Linked DNA regions of Homo sapiens: region 2 is linked to region 1. Evidence: chromatin loops called from intact Hi-C (ENCODE). Cell type or tissue: mammary epithelial cell. All regions are shown on one strand.

Region 1 (8,000 bases):
AGCTAGATGTTCCCTTCACTTTTATGTAATCCAGTGATGCAGTAAGGGGCACTGTGCCAGCACTCTTCGCTCTGGAACCAGGCAGACCTTACTCATTGATCCAGCCACAGTCTCAGCAGGGCACTCCTGGCTGCCACTGCCCATGTAGTGCATTTGACTCGTGAATTACAATGATCGCCACACCTCTGATGTGGTTTGGTGCCCTGACGTGACTGAGAAAAATGAGGCCAAGAGAGGGGAAGTGATTCAACCAGAGTCCCACCCTGGTGAGTAGCAGAGGCAGGAAGAAAGTCAGATATCCTGAATCGGAGTTCTGTAACTGTTACTGGTGGCATTGTCCCTGTGAATGGGCCCACAGAGACCCCCTGGACAGAGGCTAGCCACACTGACTGGTAGGTCCTCTTTGAGGATAGCCTCCTTCCCAAAGGCATACATTTGGAACCTGAGTCATAGCAGTGTTCTGTGTATGTGGTAACATCACATGCAAGTTACAAGATGTCAGATGCATCTGTTTTCGTCATGCACTTTCCATCCATAGATAGAACCCATATTCAGGAATGAACCCAGGATGAATAATGAGGAATCTAGGATTCTAATTCCAACTTTCCTCATTTCACACTGACTTTGGGGACTTTTTACATTACAGAGATTTGGTCTTCCCATCGGTAAAATGGGGCTAAAACCTCCAACCTGCTTTCCTGCCTTGTGGGGACTGCTGTGCAATCTCTCCACATATGAAAGTTTATCCTCTAGGGAAGTAAAACATCAGCGGTTTCCAGCATGTTGAAGAACAGTGTTTCTTACATCATTCCTCCACCCCTAGGGTTTTGTAGGGAGGGTGAGTGGATGGGGCTTTGGACCCTCCATAGCTCCCAAACGGTCCTGTGTCATATTGGGCTTCCCGTAAGACTGTATTTTATAAAAACGCTCTGTAACAAGAAGGAATGGAGGCAGAGAAGGAAAAAAATACTCTTCCTGAACTAGCTATATACATGGGGAGCCCTAATGCACACATCTTGGATTAGAAACTCCAGGCCTGGGCATACGAACTTTTTTAACTAAAAAAGTAATATCTGTTGGATGTAAACCATGTGTAGCTTAATGTGTTTTTCTCATAGAAAACATGTTTTCTCATGTTATTTTATTGAGATGAAATTCACAAGACATAATAACTATTTTAACCCATTTATGCTGAATATTGCAAAGTTTTTTATGTGAAAAATCAAACCTTGGTGATGACCTTGAACAGTAGGATATAAATAACTCCTGCAAGCTTAGCGTTCCAATAATGGAACACTAGGCATAAATGGGTTAAAGTCTATCATTTAGTGGCATTTGGTGTGTTCACAATGTTGTATGACCACCATCTCTCTCTAGTTTCAAAATTTTTTCATCATCTCAGAAACACACCCTGTATCCATTAAGAAGTCACTCCCCACTACCCATCTCTCCATCCCCTGGCAGCCACTAATTTGCTTTCTGCTACTCTGGATTTGCCTACCCTGGACATGTCATATAAAAAGAATTACATTATATGTGACCTTTTTGTGTCTGCCTTTTTCCATGTAGCATAATGTTTTCAAGATTCATTCAAGTCATAGCATGTGTTGTAAATCATTCCTTCCAATACTTAATAATTTTCATGGTACTTTTAATCTACTTTAGATTTTTTATGATAGGAAGTTTCAAACATGTGTAAGTAGAGTAATAGAATGAATCCCCAAGTACCCGTCACTCAGATCCAACAGTTAGTATTTATTTCACCAAGGCCTGTTATTTTTTGATAAAAGTGCTCTGTGACAAGAAGGAATTAAGGAAGAGAAGGAAAAAAACTCTTCTGGAGCTATCTGTATCCATGTGGGGGAGCCCTAATGCACACATCTTGGATTAGAAACTCCACTGTCCTCATTGTTTCATCTGGGTGATGAAACACCCAGATTATTTTGAAGCAAATTCTAGACATCATGCCCACTCCCTCCTGCCCAGATTATTTTGAAGCAAATTCTAGACATCATGCAATCTTACCTGTACATATTTCAGTAACCATGTATTGTTTGGAAAGGCTCCTGGAAATTCAGATGCACAGTACTCAGTAAGAATCACCCAATAAGCCAGCTTTAGTCCACATGCTCAGGCAGCATGTCTTTGAAGTCTGTTTTAAGAGGCTCCTCAGTGACTGATTTGAAGCCAGGCTTGGGAACCTCAAAGATAGAGTGTTTATTGGTTTTGAAGTCACCTTGATCATCTGACTCTTGGCAGATTTATTTGCCATGATTTTGTTCATTGCCTTTCCAACCTGTAACAGGATAGAGAGTGCTGTTGACTGGGTATCCTGGCAGCCCTGGAAATTCCCCAGAAGAGGGCTTTGGCAGTGATTGGCTTAGCAAGGTTAATGCGTTCCAGCCAACCTAAGTATAACAGACTTCATGGGAGCAGTGTGCAGGGCTGGACACTGGGGCTCTAGTCCTGCTCCTGCATCTGCACCCTGCGTTTTCCACCTCACCCCTGCCTTTTAGTGCAAGACTCTTAGTGCACCCCTGCGTCACCCCTGTCTCTTAGTGCATTTATTGCCTTTGCAATGTCGCTATGTCCACACCAGATGGCACCTTTGTTCCATCTAACTTTCCATCTTTCCTAGGATGCTGATCCTCCCGCTGGCTTCCAGACAGACCTGGGACTTGGCAGTCATGCCGGGTGATGGTGTTCCTGCGGAGACCCTCAGTTGTCCTATTCCTTCCTAGCTTCCCTGCAATAAAATCAAGCTGCTTTTGTTGGAGATGTTGTCTTGCCTGGTCTTGGTGTTGCTTGCTCACATGTAGGTGGTTATGCTTACTTGGGTTGGAGTTTTGAGAGTTCCCACCTGGGAGTCAGACACCCTGTAGATTCTGATTCTTTGCTGTGTGATCTTTAGCAAATCACTTCCCCTCTCTGGGCCTCATTTTTTCCTCACCTATAAAGTGGAGGCATTGACCCAGAACAGTGATCCCCTTTCTTTTCACCAGTTTCATAGACTCTATATTTTGAAAAAATTTGTCTATCAAGTGAATTGCACAAGAGATTATCAAATGTTAAGCAAGTGGAATAGTAGGAAGAGGCTGTGGAGACAAACTGCCTGGGATAGAGTTCAAGCTCCAGTACCTCCTAGCTGGGCCACTTAACCTCTCAGTGTCCACAGACAAAATGTGATGATAGCATCTACTGCAAATGGTGGTTGTGGGGATTAAATGAAATGAAACATGTAAATTAATTACAGCAGTGATTGCTGGTTAAAAAATCACTCAGAAAATATTAGTGATTCATTTTTGGCTTTTTGTTTGTTTGTTTTGAGATGGGGTTTCACTCTGTCACCCAGGCTGGAGTGCAGTGGCGCAATCAGGGCTCACTGCAGTTTTGACCTCCCGGGCTCAAGCAATACTCCCACCTTAGCCTCCCAAGTAGCTGGCACTACAGGCACATGTCATCATGCCCAGTTAACCTTGTTTTTTTTTTAGTTTTTTTCTAGAAATGGGGTTTTGCTATGTTGCCCAGGTTGGTCTTGAACTGCTGAGCTCAAGCAATCCTCCTGCCTTGGCCTCCCAAAGGGGCTTGAACTCCTGCCCTCAGGTGATCCACCTGCCTCAGCCTCCGAAAGTTCTGGGATTACAGGCATGAGCCACTGCACCTGGCTGCCACTCATTTTTAAAATATTTCATTAGTCAAAAATCTGTCAAAATGGCCATTTGAATTCCAGTCAGGCTAAGTCAGGCTGAGACTAGTCAGGTTGGAATGCAGTGGCATGATCATAGCTCACTGTAACCTCTAACTTCCGGGATCAAGTAATCCTCCTGCTTCAGCCTCCTGAGTAGATCTTATATACTCTTAAAAATTTTTGAGGATCTCGGCTGGGTGCAGTGGCTCACGTCTGTAATCCTAGCACTTTGGGAGGCCGAGGCAGGTGGATTACCTGAAGTCAAGAGTTTGGGACCAGCCTGGCCAACATGGTGAAACCCCGTCTCTACTAAAAATACAAAAGTTAGTCGGGCGTGGTGGCACATGCCTGTAATCCCATGTACTCGGGAGGCTGAGGCAGGAGAATCGCTTGAACCCGGGGGGTGGAGGTTGCAGTGAGCCAAGATTGCACCACTTCACTGCAGCCTGGGTGAAAGAGTGAAACTCTGTCTCAAAAAAAATTTAAAAATTATTATCAAACAGTTTTGGTTATGTGGGTTATACTACATTAGAAATTAAAACAGGAATTTTTAAAACAAAAATACCCAGGCACACATCCCATTAGTCATTAGGACTAGATGAAGTCACTGCATTCCTTTAGACTCTAGAAAACTTTACCGTACAATTGTTAAGGAGGAAAAGGCATCTTACAGAAGCTTTTAAATTGAACCTCATGTGCCTTCTGAAAGGCTCTTGGGGGTCACATGTTGAGAATCACCACTTTAGCCATTTATTGGGCACTTACTGGGGACCCAGGGCTGCTGGAGACTGGAATAAGATCTGGCTCTGCATTTGACCAGCTCAGACATGGAAGCAGCCACCTCATCTATCTCATGGACAGTTTCCTCATCTGCCCAATGCATAATTGCTGCACCTCGGGGAACTGAGTAGCCAGAAATAACACTTTATTTCAACTCTAAACTGGTTGCAAGCATAATTTCCATCCCTTTCTATCCCATTATGAAAGTACTAAACAAATCTCAGGGCCATTTCTGCCTTCGTGGCCCCTCCGGGGTGCAGGGACTCCTTCCCAGCCCACCAGGTAAATGTGTTTCTTGACCACCAGATGGCAGTGTCTCCTGGACTTGACCATCCACAGAGACGTTTAAGACAGTTTCTTCTAAAAAAAAGTTTCTCTGGGCTCTGAGAGAACAAACTTGAGGATTTTTTCCATTTTCAGTTGCCCTAGGAGGTCTGGCTGGCCCACTGGGAACGCCCAAGAGTTGAGACACTGGTGTCTCTTAGAGTGAGTGCTTCTCAGAGGGGTTCATTTCCTTTGAGTTCTCTCTATACCACCACCCCCAGCTGAAATCCAAGTTTCTAGCTGAGGCACTTGGCTCTGTTCTTCCAAGGCCACAGAGGCATTAGGGAAGCTCCCACGCCTGCCATCAGCCCAGCTGGCTGTCCACGGAATGAATGAATCACACAGCGGAGCTCAGGCTTCTGCAGGGGTGGGGGTGGGGAGCAGACGTGGCCACGTATTTCTCCGAGGCTTCCCTGTGCACTTGGCCCCAGCCCACCCTTCCAGGCTTTCTCACTCCTCGCTGCAGCCAGCCAGCCCGCTCCTCAGGTGCCTTGCTTTTATTCATGCTGCCTGCCCCCTGTAAGCGGAATGATCTCCTCCACCAGCCTCCCTTGTCTCCATATACAAATTCCTTTCCCTCCCTTGCATACCACAGCCTCCATGAAACCTCTCCACAGCTGGAAGTAATTTATTTCTCCTCTTGGCCCTCAAAGCATTTATCACACAAATTTCAGTGTTGTGGCAAAGCTTTCTGTCCACGTATCTTTCCTGGCCTCGAGGATCAGCCCAAGTATCTGTTCCCTCTGCACACAGAGCAAGGACTTAGGGGATATTTGATAGATGAGTAATGGCTACTATTTGGGGGATGCCTATTTAGTGTGTCATGCCCTTGCATTTATCTCATTCCATCCTTACCTAGACTGCATAAGATAGTGAGCTAGGACAGACCCTCACACATGGTAGATGCTCAGTAGGTGTTGGTCCAGATAATTTGACAAAGGAAGAGATTGTCTCTTCTAATCTTTCTAGCAGGTTTATATTTTTGTCAAAGATTCCTGGTTGTGAGTACAGCCTACCCTAGGGTGTTCCCAGTAACCAGCCCTTGTTTCTGGGCTTGATGGGGTGAAGCTCCCACCAACTTTGCCTTGTTGACCTACCCATTTGCCTGGTGGCCAGAGCCCGGGCTTGTCCAGTACCCACATTACCATGACTGGAGAGAAACCACCTGGCCCTCAGTACAGGGTGAAGCCTGGGGGCTGTATGTGGGGGAGGCTTCCTTCCTCACAGTGGTGTGAGCCACAGGGGGAGCTCTGGCCTGGCCTGGCTCCCCATCAGCGTGCTGAGTGAGCTTGAGCAAATCTTTTGAATTTTGAAGTGGGGTGTGTGTGTGTGTGTGTGTGTGTGTGTGTGTGTTATTGTTGTTGTTTTTCTTTTTCTGAGACAGGGTCTCTGTTACTCAGGCTGGAATGCAGTGGCACAATCTCCATTCACTGCAATCTCCGCCTCCCGGGCTCAAGCAATCCTCCCACCTTAGCCTCCCAAGTAGCTGGGACCACAGGCACACACCACCATGCCCAACTAATTTATATATATATATATATTTAGAGACGAGGTTTCACCATGTTGCCCAGGCTGGTCTCAAACTCATGTGATCAAGCGATCTGCCCACCTCAGCCTCCCAAAGTATTGGGATTACAGGCATGAGCCACCACACCCAGCTGAAGTTTTTTTTTAACTGCTTTTTTGAGGTGTAATTTCATTCAATAAACTGCACATATTTAAAGTGTAAACTTTTTTTTTGCTATCTCCTACCTAAAGAATAAAGTGTATAATTAAGATACATACATATCTAACACACACACACACACACACACACACTCATGAAACCATCACCACAATCAAGATAGTGACCATATTAATCACCTAAAAAGTTTCCTGGCACCTCTTGGTAATCCCTCCCACCCTCTCCTTGCCCCCAAGTAAGCACTGATCTGCTTACTGTCACTATTGATTAGTTTGCATTTTCTAGAGTTTTATATAGATGCAATCACACGGTATGCTCCATTTTTGTCTAGCTTTTTCATTCAGCATAATTATTTTGAAATGTTATCTTTTTATCACTGAGTAGTAAGTATTCCGTTGAATGAATATACCAGAAGGTGTGATTCATTCCTCTGTTGAAGGACATTTGTTTCCAGTTTTTTTAACTGCTCTGGTGCTATCAAGCTTTCCAAGGGCCCTACAGGGCACAAGGGGAAGTCTCAATGAGCTGGCCTCTTCGAAACCAACACACCCAAACCCAAACCGAGGCAGCTTAACTCATCATTTTATTTGTATCTTTTAATTTGTTTTTATTTTTTAGAGATGGGGCCTTGCTCTTTGGCCCAGGCTGGAATGCAGTGGTGCAATTACGGCTCACTGCAGCCTTGAACTCCTGGGTTCAAGTGATCATCCCTCCTTGGCCTCCCGAAGTGCTGGGATTACAGACGTGAGCCACTGTGCCTGGCCCAACTCACAGTTTTATCTACTGGGCTTCCTCCTACAGCCCCAGTGGTACTAAGCCACGTTCTGGACTTCAGCAGATCCGGATTTAAATTCCTTCACCACTTAAAAACTGTGTGACCTTGGGAAAGTTCCTGATTCTTTTGTGCAACTCAGTTTCCTTATCTGGAAAATGGAGGTCATAACAGTACTCTGACCATGGTGAGAATTAAAGATCTTCATGTGCCTCATTCTTGATAATGACATTCCACAAATAAAACTTTCTGTTTGGCCAAAAAGTCACAATTATACGACTTGAAGTTTGAAAACTGAAGTCTGAAAAATTTCAGATCTAGATTCTTTCAACCCTGGCAGATTAAGAAAAGTAAAATGGAACCTCAAGATTGTGCCATGTGGGAGGTGAATGGTTGTTCAGGTCACCGCCCTCTCCATGACTTTCGCCTTTAATTAGTGCCAGTCTCTAAAAGACCCAAGTCTGTAATTTCTTGGGAGTGCCCATCAGAGCTTCTTTTAGATTTCCATGTCTTTAAGGGCTGTGGCCACTTAGTTTAAGAAGACAAGTTTTCTAATCTGCTTCTTCGGAGAAGGAAAGTCTTCATGTCCCTAGGTAAATCTCATGACTGCTGACTAGGGCCTTGCAATAAAATCAAAGCCTCTAAAAATAAGGATGTCACCTCCCATTGGTCTGTTTATCATGGGCTCCAAGGATCTAAATCCCCGGATGCCTAGAAGTAGGCTGTATGTTGCATAAGAATGCTGGCTCTGC
Region 2 (8,000 bases), 56 kb after region 1:
ATTATTATTATTATTATTTTATTATTATTACAGACAGCATCTTGCTCTGTCACCGAGGCTAGTCTCAGGCTTCTGGCCTTAAGCAATCCTCCTGCTTCAGCCTCAGAGTAGCTGGGACTCCAGGAACATACTACTGCACCCGGCCCTTGGGGGTCATTTGGAGAAGACTCCTTCTTGGGTGTTTGTGGATTTTTCTGCAGAGAAAGTTCATTGCTTCCTTTAGGTTCTCAAAAGGACCAAACACCCTAACTTTTATATTCCACTTTAGTGGTTTGAGGGTCTCTTGGGTGTGGGGCAGTGTTCCAGGCTGGAACCCTAGTAAAAGACAACCCTCTCTTTTTTCAGATGGGCAAGTCGGAAGTTCATATATTTATTGAATAAAATATTGCAAGCCAGCTTTGTGTGGGGCACTGGTCAACATGCTGGGAACAAAGCAGTAAACAGACATGTGAAGTCCCTGCTCTCACCAAGCTTCTGTCTAGTTGGGGAAACAAATGGTTTCTGAGAATGACAGGTGATGGGGAGGAAATAAAACAGTGTAAGGCGATGAACTGTGCCTGTGAGAGAGGCAAGTAGATTGAGTGGCCCTAAGGAGGTGACATTAGAATAGGCACAGGAAAATCAGGTGGAAGAGTGTCTCTGGCAGAGGTAAGAGCAAATGCAAAGATACTGGGCATGGTGGCTCAGACTTGTAATCCCAACACTTAGAGAGGCCAAGGCGGGCGGATCACTTGTGGTCAGGAGTTCGAGACCAGTCTGGCCAACATGGTGAAACCCTGTCTCTACTAAAAATACAAAAATTAGCCTGGTGTGGTGGTGCATGCCTGTAATCCCAGCTTCTTGAGAGGCTGAGGCAGCAGAATCACTTGAACCCAGGAGGTGGAGGTTGCAGTGAGTTGAGATTGCGCCACAGCCCTCCAGCCTGGGCAACAAAGTGAGAGTCTGTCTCAAAAAAAAAAAAAAAATCCTGGGGTGGGAGAAGCTTTGGGGTAGTTGAAGGACTGGAAGGAAGTTGGCATGGCTGGAGCAGCGTGGGCACAGAGGACAGTGGTAGGAGGAGAGAATGGCAAGAGAGACAGGGGCCACAGCGGATGGAAGTGTATCATGAGGGTGTTCTCTGCCTTCTTCCTTTCCATGGTATTCAAACCCAACCCATGCTTCCAGGTCCACCTCTTTCAGGAATCCACCAATCTGAAGCCCTGGGATAAGCCTTAGAGTCTGTACCACTCATGTAAGTGGGTGTATGTGTAAGGCACAACCTTTCAGCAAGATCCAAAGCTCCTTGAATAGTGAGTTATCTCGATTGATTGTTCACAGTCACAGATTGAATTCCTTGTACTTTTTTTCCCTTCTCAGTTCTGCACTTAACTCGTCTAAAAAAATTAAAAAAGAATTTAAGAAACCACAAAGCTAAGCTGGGTGCGGTGGCTCACGCCTGTAATCCTAGCACTTTGGGAAGCCAAGGCATTCGGATTGCCCAAGCTCAGGAGTTCGAGACCAGCCTGGGCAACATGTTGAAACCCCATTTCTACTAAAAATACAATAAATTAGCTGGGTGTTGTGGCATGTGCGCCTGTAATCCCAGCTACTCTGGAGGCTGAGGCGCGATAATTGCTTGAACCCGGGAGGCAGAGGTTGCAGTGAGCCGAAATCATACCACTGCACTCCAGCCTGGGCGACAGAGTGAGTGAGACTCTGTCTCAAAACAAAACAAAACAAACAAACAAAAAAACCGGAAACCACAAAACTTTTTGAGGACAAGGACCAGGTATTTATTAATTCTCATACCTCCCAGAGTGTTAGGCACAAAATAAACATTCAACCAAGACCTGTTGCACTGAGCAGTTCATATATAACAGGAGTGACCCAAGTTGAAACGTAGAATCAGCCCTCTCATACCACTTTTTGCCAGGTGATCATAGGCAAGTTACTTAGCATCTATGTTTCCTTATTATTAAAATGGTCATAATTACAATGCCTAAGATAAGGGGTTGCTGTGAAGATTATTAAATCCTCAGTAAACTTTGGCTATTGTTACTCCTATGATTATCATCAATATCATCAATTACCTTATCTGTTCAATACTGGTGGCACAGGTCCACCAGCTAGATGTCTAATCCCTTATGTGTCTATTAGTGGTACAAGTGGAGTTTGAGTGGGATTTTTTTTTTTAAGACCAGTTCCAAATCATCAAGGATGATACCACTAGTAGCAGCTTGTCTTGTCTGTACAGTGGTAAGTCCTGGCCTTGCCTTTGTGGCAAATACAACCCCCTTGAATTGCTTGGCCCTTCTCAGCATTGCCTAATATTAGGGAGGACTCCTGTAAAGCTCACTGGTTAGAAGATCAAGACACTTGGGCCTGGTTCTGCCCCTGGGGGCCATTGGGTAATTCCTTGCAGTCTCCAGGCCTCACTTGCCCTCTGAACAAGAAAGAGGCTGTTCTGGGTCATCCCTCCAGGCCTGTCCAGCCCTGGCACTCTGTGAGTCGGTTTAGGCAGCAGCCCCGGAACAGATGAGGCAGGCAGGGTTGGGACGTTTGGTCAGGACAGCCCACCGCAAAAAGAGGAGGAAAGAAATGAAAGACAGAGACAGCTTTGGCTATGGGAGAAGGAGGAGGCCGGGGGAAGGAGGAGACAGGAGGAGGAGGGACCACGGGGTGGAGGGGAGATAGACCCAGCCCAGAGCTCTGAGTGGTTTCCTGTTGCCTGTCTCTAAACCCCTCCACATTCCCGCGGTCCTTCAGACTGCCCGGAGAGCGCGCTCTGCCTGCCGCCTGCCTGCCTGCCACTGAGGTATGTGTGACCCCCGCCCAGCCTTTCCCTTCTATAGTTGCACCAACCCCGACACCCCCGTTCACGCCGTCAGCTCGTGTGCAAGGGAGGGAAGCTCTGCTGAGGATGCGCCTCTCCTCCCGGCTCCATCACGGCTCCCCTTAAGAGCATGGCCCTCGGTCCTGTCTGCCTGTTGCTTTTCAGAAGGTGGACTCACTGTGTAACTTTGTCTTCCCTTACAGGTTTACAGAAAATAATCTCACTATGTCTTCGGGGGAGCATTTTCTCACTCTCTGTTTTTCTCTGTGTCTGTCTCTGGTTTCAGAGGCTGCCTGCCTGTCCTCTTTGCTCCCTTTGCAAATGTGGCAGCCTCCTCCTTTCCTGGGAATCTGATCCCATCACAGCTGCCACAGGGACCTGGCCAGCAACCGGAGTCTGTCCTCCAGATCTCGGTCAGGGGTTCTGTTTTCCAAAAGGGACTTTGCACGAACAATCAGTTGATCTCTGAAAGGCAAAGGGGGAGGCTTCACCATTAATCCACACCTCTGGGAAGCCTTCTGTTTTCCTCTAATTCTCCTCACTCCCAAACACCACCTTCCGTCCCCCCAATACACAAATTTCAGCACCATTCTGCCTGAAATGGCACCATCACAACCTCAGTCTTGGGTTAGGTGTTGTTCCTGTCCTGAGTTCCTTGGGATGGTAAACACAGGCAGTAGCCCTTAGTTTATCTAGATCTGAAAACCCAGACATCAGATATCGTCAACCAAGACATGGGTGTAATGGGAGGTGGAGTGTGCTGGGGGAGATATTCTCAGAAGGGGGAAAGGGGGAAGGGAAGAGGGAGAGAATTCCAGGGTCCCCTTCCGTAATCCACCCAAGACTAGTGTCCAGCCTGTCAGGGTGTCAGTTCTTCTTCAGACAAATCCACTACCTTTCTTCGCCGCCACTGGCTCCGTGAACTGGCTGTCAAGTGGACTTCCTTAGGGAAAGGGACTCCAAGGACTCCAAGGGAAGGGGGGCACTGGGATGAGTTATGTCTTCCAGGATTCCCAGTCTGCCCAAAAGGGAACAGAGAGGCATGCATTTTCCTCAGGAAAGGACAGCATTTTTTTCATTAGAGAAAATGTTTTCTCTAGTAATGCTTTAGAGTTAAATTTCTATACGCCCCAAGTGCTGGTGGTTTAGTGAGAAGCAAAGCAGAAGTAGGACACAGGCTTCGGGCATGCATTTTATGTGTGATCTTAGGTAAGTGTCTCCCCTGGATTTAGTGCCCCATCTGTAATGAAAGAAGGCTGAAACTGAAGGCTCTTTGGGGTGCTTTGTGTCCTCTAAAATATTCAAAGGAAGATTTCTTAACCAGGGTCTATGGAGTGGTCTTTGAATGGGCCTCAAGCCATCTCTAAGCCCCTAAAAATTGTATGCACTGTGTGTGTGTGTGTGTGTGTGTGTGTGTGTGTGTGAGAGAGAGAGGGAGAGAGAGAGAGAGAGAGGATGAATATGGGTGGTCACAGCTTTCAGCTTTAAGATATTCTCAAATGGATTAGAGGGCATGACGTGGGGATGGAGTGAGGACTGGTAACAAATGTGTGTATTTGCTGGAGGATGAAGCCTTCTGAAAAGGGAGTGGTTGAGGAAAGAGAGAGTTAACTCTCAGCTATCAGCTGCCACATCGACATAGCCTAGAGCAAAGAGGGGGAGGGAGGAGAAGAAGGGGGTTGCCTGGAGAAGGAATCAACTTTTGAAACTTTCTCCAAGTCCCACCCACCAGAAGGCTCTTCTCTGCCTGACTCACTCTCCGAGGAATGCGAGTTGCCACGGTAACCTTTTTTTCAGGGTCTCTGCCTGCTGGCTGGAGGGGACCCTTGAAACCCTCTAAGAACATCAGTCTGAACGTACCCCACCCCCAAATTCAAGGCCTGCAGCAAATTCTAGGCCCTGCCCTTGTGATCTCTCAGGATTCCGGGGAAGCCTTGGGCCATGATAATCTCCTTGCAAGGGTGTTTGAAGACCTGGGTTTTAGCTCTGGCTGTGCCCTGAAGGTACCATTTGACCTTGAACTAATACTTCTTTCTGGGCCCCATTCCCTCTACAGTTAAAGAACAGTAACAGCAGCCACCTCTAGGGGGTAGATAGTGTGTAGAAGAAATGGGATAATGCACAGGGAAGCACTTTGCGAATTGTGGCATTCCCTCATAATGCAAAGGGTTTTAGAACTGATGGATTAAAGGCATCCAAAGACCTAGTGAAATCATTCTCAGCTTTTTTTTTTTTTTTTTTTCCTGGCAGCTCCATCATCTTGGGGTTTGTATAGAACTTTCCTTTACTAGAAGTACTGACAGGAAAAATTTTAAAATCATAATATTGTTTATCTTCATTTTGATTTGGGGAACTTCTTGTGTATTTCCCAAGACTGTTGTGCCCTCTATGTAGGAAAAGCATTGGCCAAGGGTGAAAAAAAAAAAAAAAAGTGTGTTCTAACTCCCAGTGCCTGACATTGGGAAAGACACTTCCTCTCTTGAGGCTGCAGTTTCCCAAACTGTTAAATAGAGTTTCTAAGCTAGATGATTTCCCAGGCACCCTTCTAACTCTGAAGTCCTATAAACCTAAATCCCAGATACCGCTTTTATTCAAAGGAATAGCTTGCCTGCATTTTTAACACCGCCTTACTGCACCCCCAGTTGAAAAGAAAACAAGAAAAGATGGGCTAGGGGATCTTGAGTTGCATAACCATCATGCTGTAATCCTTATCCATCTGTAGAGATTTGTCAATCAACAGTGTGGCTGGGGTTTGCTATTCATGAGAGCAGCTTTCCTTGCTGAAAACAAGCTATAAATAAGAAAGAATGGTGAAGGAAAGGAAAGAGCTGAGGATGTGAGGTAAACAGTAGAATATTTGGCTTTTGAAGTTGTTTATGTAGGTAGATAAATATGCAGAGATAAACAGGGACAGGTACAAACCCATAGGGATGAAGAGTATAAACATCGATTTCATCAACAGGCACCCACTGGCTCAGCTAAAAATAAGTGCCTCATTACAGGAGCAGACACAGAAAGTCATTCACTCACACACCTCTTCCTGGATGACAATGATTTACAGACAAGTTCCAGGAATATATCTCAATGAATGTGAAAATTCTGACCCTCGCCTATTACAGGCTGAAACAGACAGATGCTAAGTCAGGCTGTATGTAACTTACACAGACATGCCATCAGGTATACAAACACACACCGCCACTTGCAGCCACACATGGATGGATGTGCACAGTCAAACATATGCACAGTCAAACATAATATGGATCATGACAATGAGACAGACGTGTAACCTACATTTATCACCAACCACCTCTATGTCTCAGAGAGAGAGAAACTGAGGCTCAGGAAGAGAAAATAACTCACTGGAGGTCACATAGCAAGCTGGCGTCTGAGCCAAACTTCCACGTGTTTGGAGCCATTTTGATATTCACCTTGCCTTCCCCCCCAATCCCCATTTGTTCAGTTTGGAAACACACTTATGCACACAAGCCCCATGGATACTAAGTGGTGAGCAGCACTTTGTCTCTCCCGTTGGCTGGCCTGCAATGCCTATTCCAGCCCACGTGGCTTTGTCATTAGGCCCAAAGGCCCTGCATGATGTGCCTGTAGGCGGCTGCTCCCTTGCTTCTAGCTGGCTCCCTCCCAAACGTCAGTTTCAAAGGAGAGAAGGGAAAACCAGCCTTGAGCTTTCAGCAACCCTGAGGACCTTGTTTCTACAGCACAGACCCTGATGCCTCCCTCCCTCCCTCCCTCCCTCCCAACCTCAATCCTGAACCCAGGGACAGCTGGGCTGTGCAGGGCCAGGGCCAGCAAGTAGTGACTTGACGGAATTATTTAGAGAAACAGCCTCTCCTCAACTGGCAGCTTAGACAGGAAATCATCTCTGCTCTCACCCATCAAGCTATAGAACTTTATGTCTGCAAGGAAAACATGAACATAGACAACAATTGTTGTCAGAGCTGGTTTCTTTCAGAAACTTGGTATTAACTTCTCTCATCTGGGGATCACTCTGGGTCATCTTGATGTTAGTCATGGCATTAGGATTTCAGACCTATCAGATAAAAAAAGCAAAGCAAACATCTGGATGTTTTTGAACATCTGGAAATTTGGCTTAGACACCAGCTTGCCGTGTGACCTCCAGTGAGGTATTTTCCTTCTCTAAGCCTCAATTTCTCTACCTCTACAATAAGAGGCAGCACACAGAGGTTTCATGTGGCCTGACAACATCACTAATTCATCGGTAGTGGCTGTCAGAAGAACTGTGTTCAGGATTCTGATGACTCTCTAAGCTTTAGGAGAAGAGGTCAAGCGATTGATTAGTAATGTCTGCCACATGTGCAGGAGGGGTAGGTGGAGGCCACGTGTTTGTCACATATGCCACATATTTGCTATCTTTGGGATCTCGGAGGCTTTTCCAGATGCAATAGCCTGGACACTTTGATGTTATTTCTCATCCTTTCATTTGTGGTCACCACAATGCAGCAGCGGTGCCCTAGAGGGAGCCAAGGATGAAGCCTGAAGCTCCACCCCAGCCTCTGCTAGCCACAGTGAAATGTGGCATCTCAGATGTCTTTATGGAATCTCGGGCTGATTCCAGCCCCAAACTCTGGAGCCACCTCTGAGTTGCCCCAGAAGCTCTCCAGTCCTAAGTTTTAGCTACCACACCTTAAAAGTTTCCTTTAGCGTCTTTCCTTCCAGCAGGAAATAGAAGTGGAAGCAGGGAGTCAAGGGGCAAGTGGAGAGAGGTAAGGCTCTAAAAAGCTTCTGCCCAAGTTGATCCGGAAAATCAGAGCTGAAAAGAACCTAAAGGACCACCTTGCCTAAGGGTTCCATATTGTGTTCCTAGGAGAAAGTACAGATGTTCCAAGGTATCTTAGGGAATGTCCCTGTGTGTAGGACTCCCACTCCTCAGCTCCACTCCACTTTTATCTGCTTTTCTTTTTTGTGGATTTTTTTGAGAGGGAGTTTCACTCTTGTTGCCCAGGCGAGAGTGCAATGGCACAATCTTGGCTCACTGCAACCTCTGCCTCCCAGGTTCAAGTGACTCTCCTGCCTCAGCCTCCCGAGTTGCTGGGATTTTAGGCGCCCGCCACCATGCCCGGCTAATTTTTTGTATTTTTAGTAGAGACGGGGTTTCATCATGTTGGCCAGGCTGGTCTCGAACTGCTGACCTCAGGTGATCTACCCTCCT

What was found. Peaks named below come from ENCODE experiments on the same cell type or tissue, not always from the same donor. Only the 100,000 strongest peaks of a DNase experiment are listed, where the experiment ranks them.
Region 2: a loop joins it to region 1, with 7 times the contacts of the local background. A loop is called at or near these places in 13 of 110 quality-filtered maps.

The regions. Positions count from the first base shown.
Region 1 is chr5:151,737,598-151,745,597 of GRCh38, reverse strand. It overlaps ATOX1 (antioxidant 1 copper chaperone), which reads left to right. Exons shown (of 4, transcript NM_004045.4): 4 at 2,639-2,776. Among named protein-coding and RNA genes, the nearest start is that of ATOX1-AS1, 11 kb to the left of the region's middle. RefSeq lists enhancers at 1-750, 4,847-4,896, 4,354-4,897 and silencers at 4,636-4,930, 4,696-4,990, 5,156-5,450. In mammary epithelial cell, CTCF peaks have their summits at 125, 2,590 (motif pointing right) and 4,766 (motif pointing right); DNase peaks (open chromatin) are centred at 137, 3,757, 4,417, 4,517 and 3 weaker places; H3K27ac peaks cover 4,974 bases.
Region 2 is chr5:151,681,659-151,689,658 of GRCh38, reverse strand. SPARC (secreted protein acidic and cysteine rich) reads left to right here and starts at 2,744. Exons shown (of 10, transcript NM_003118.4): 1 at 2,744-2,794. It overlaps CLMAT3 (colorectal liver metastasis associated transcript 3), which reads right to left. Exons shown (of 5, transcript NR_109873.1): 4 at 3,708-3,830; 5 at 1,749-3,277. RefSeq lists enhancers at 1,976-2,803, 2,804-3,633, 4,462-5,291. In mammary epithelial cell, a CTCF peak has its summit at 4,878; DNase peaks (open chromatin) are centred at 2,668, 4,468 and 6,538; H3K4me3 peaks cover 2,496 bases; H3K27ac peaks cover 3,707 bases.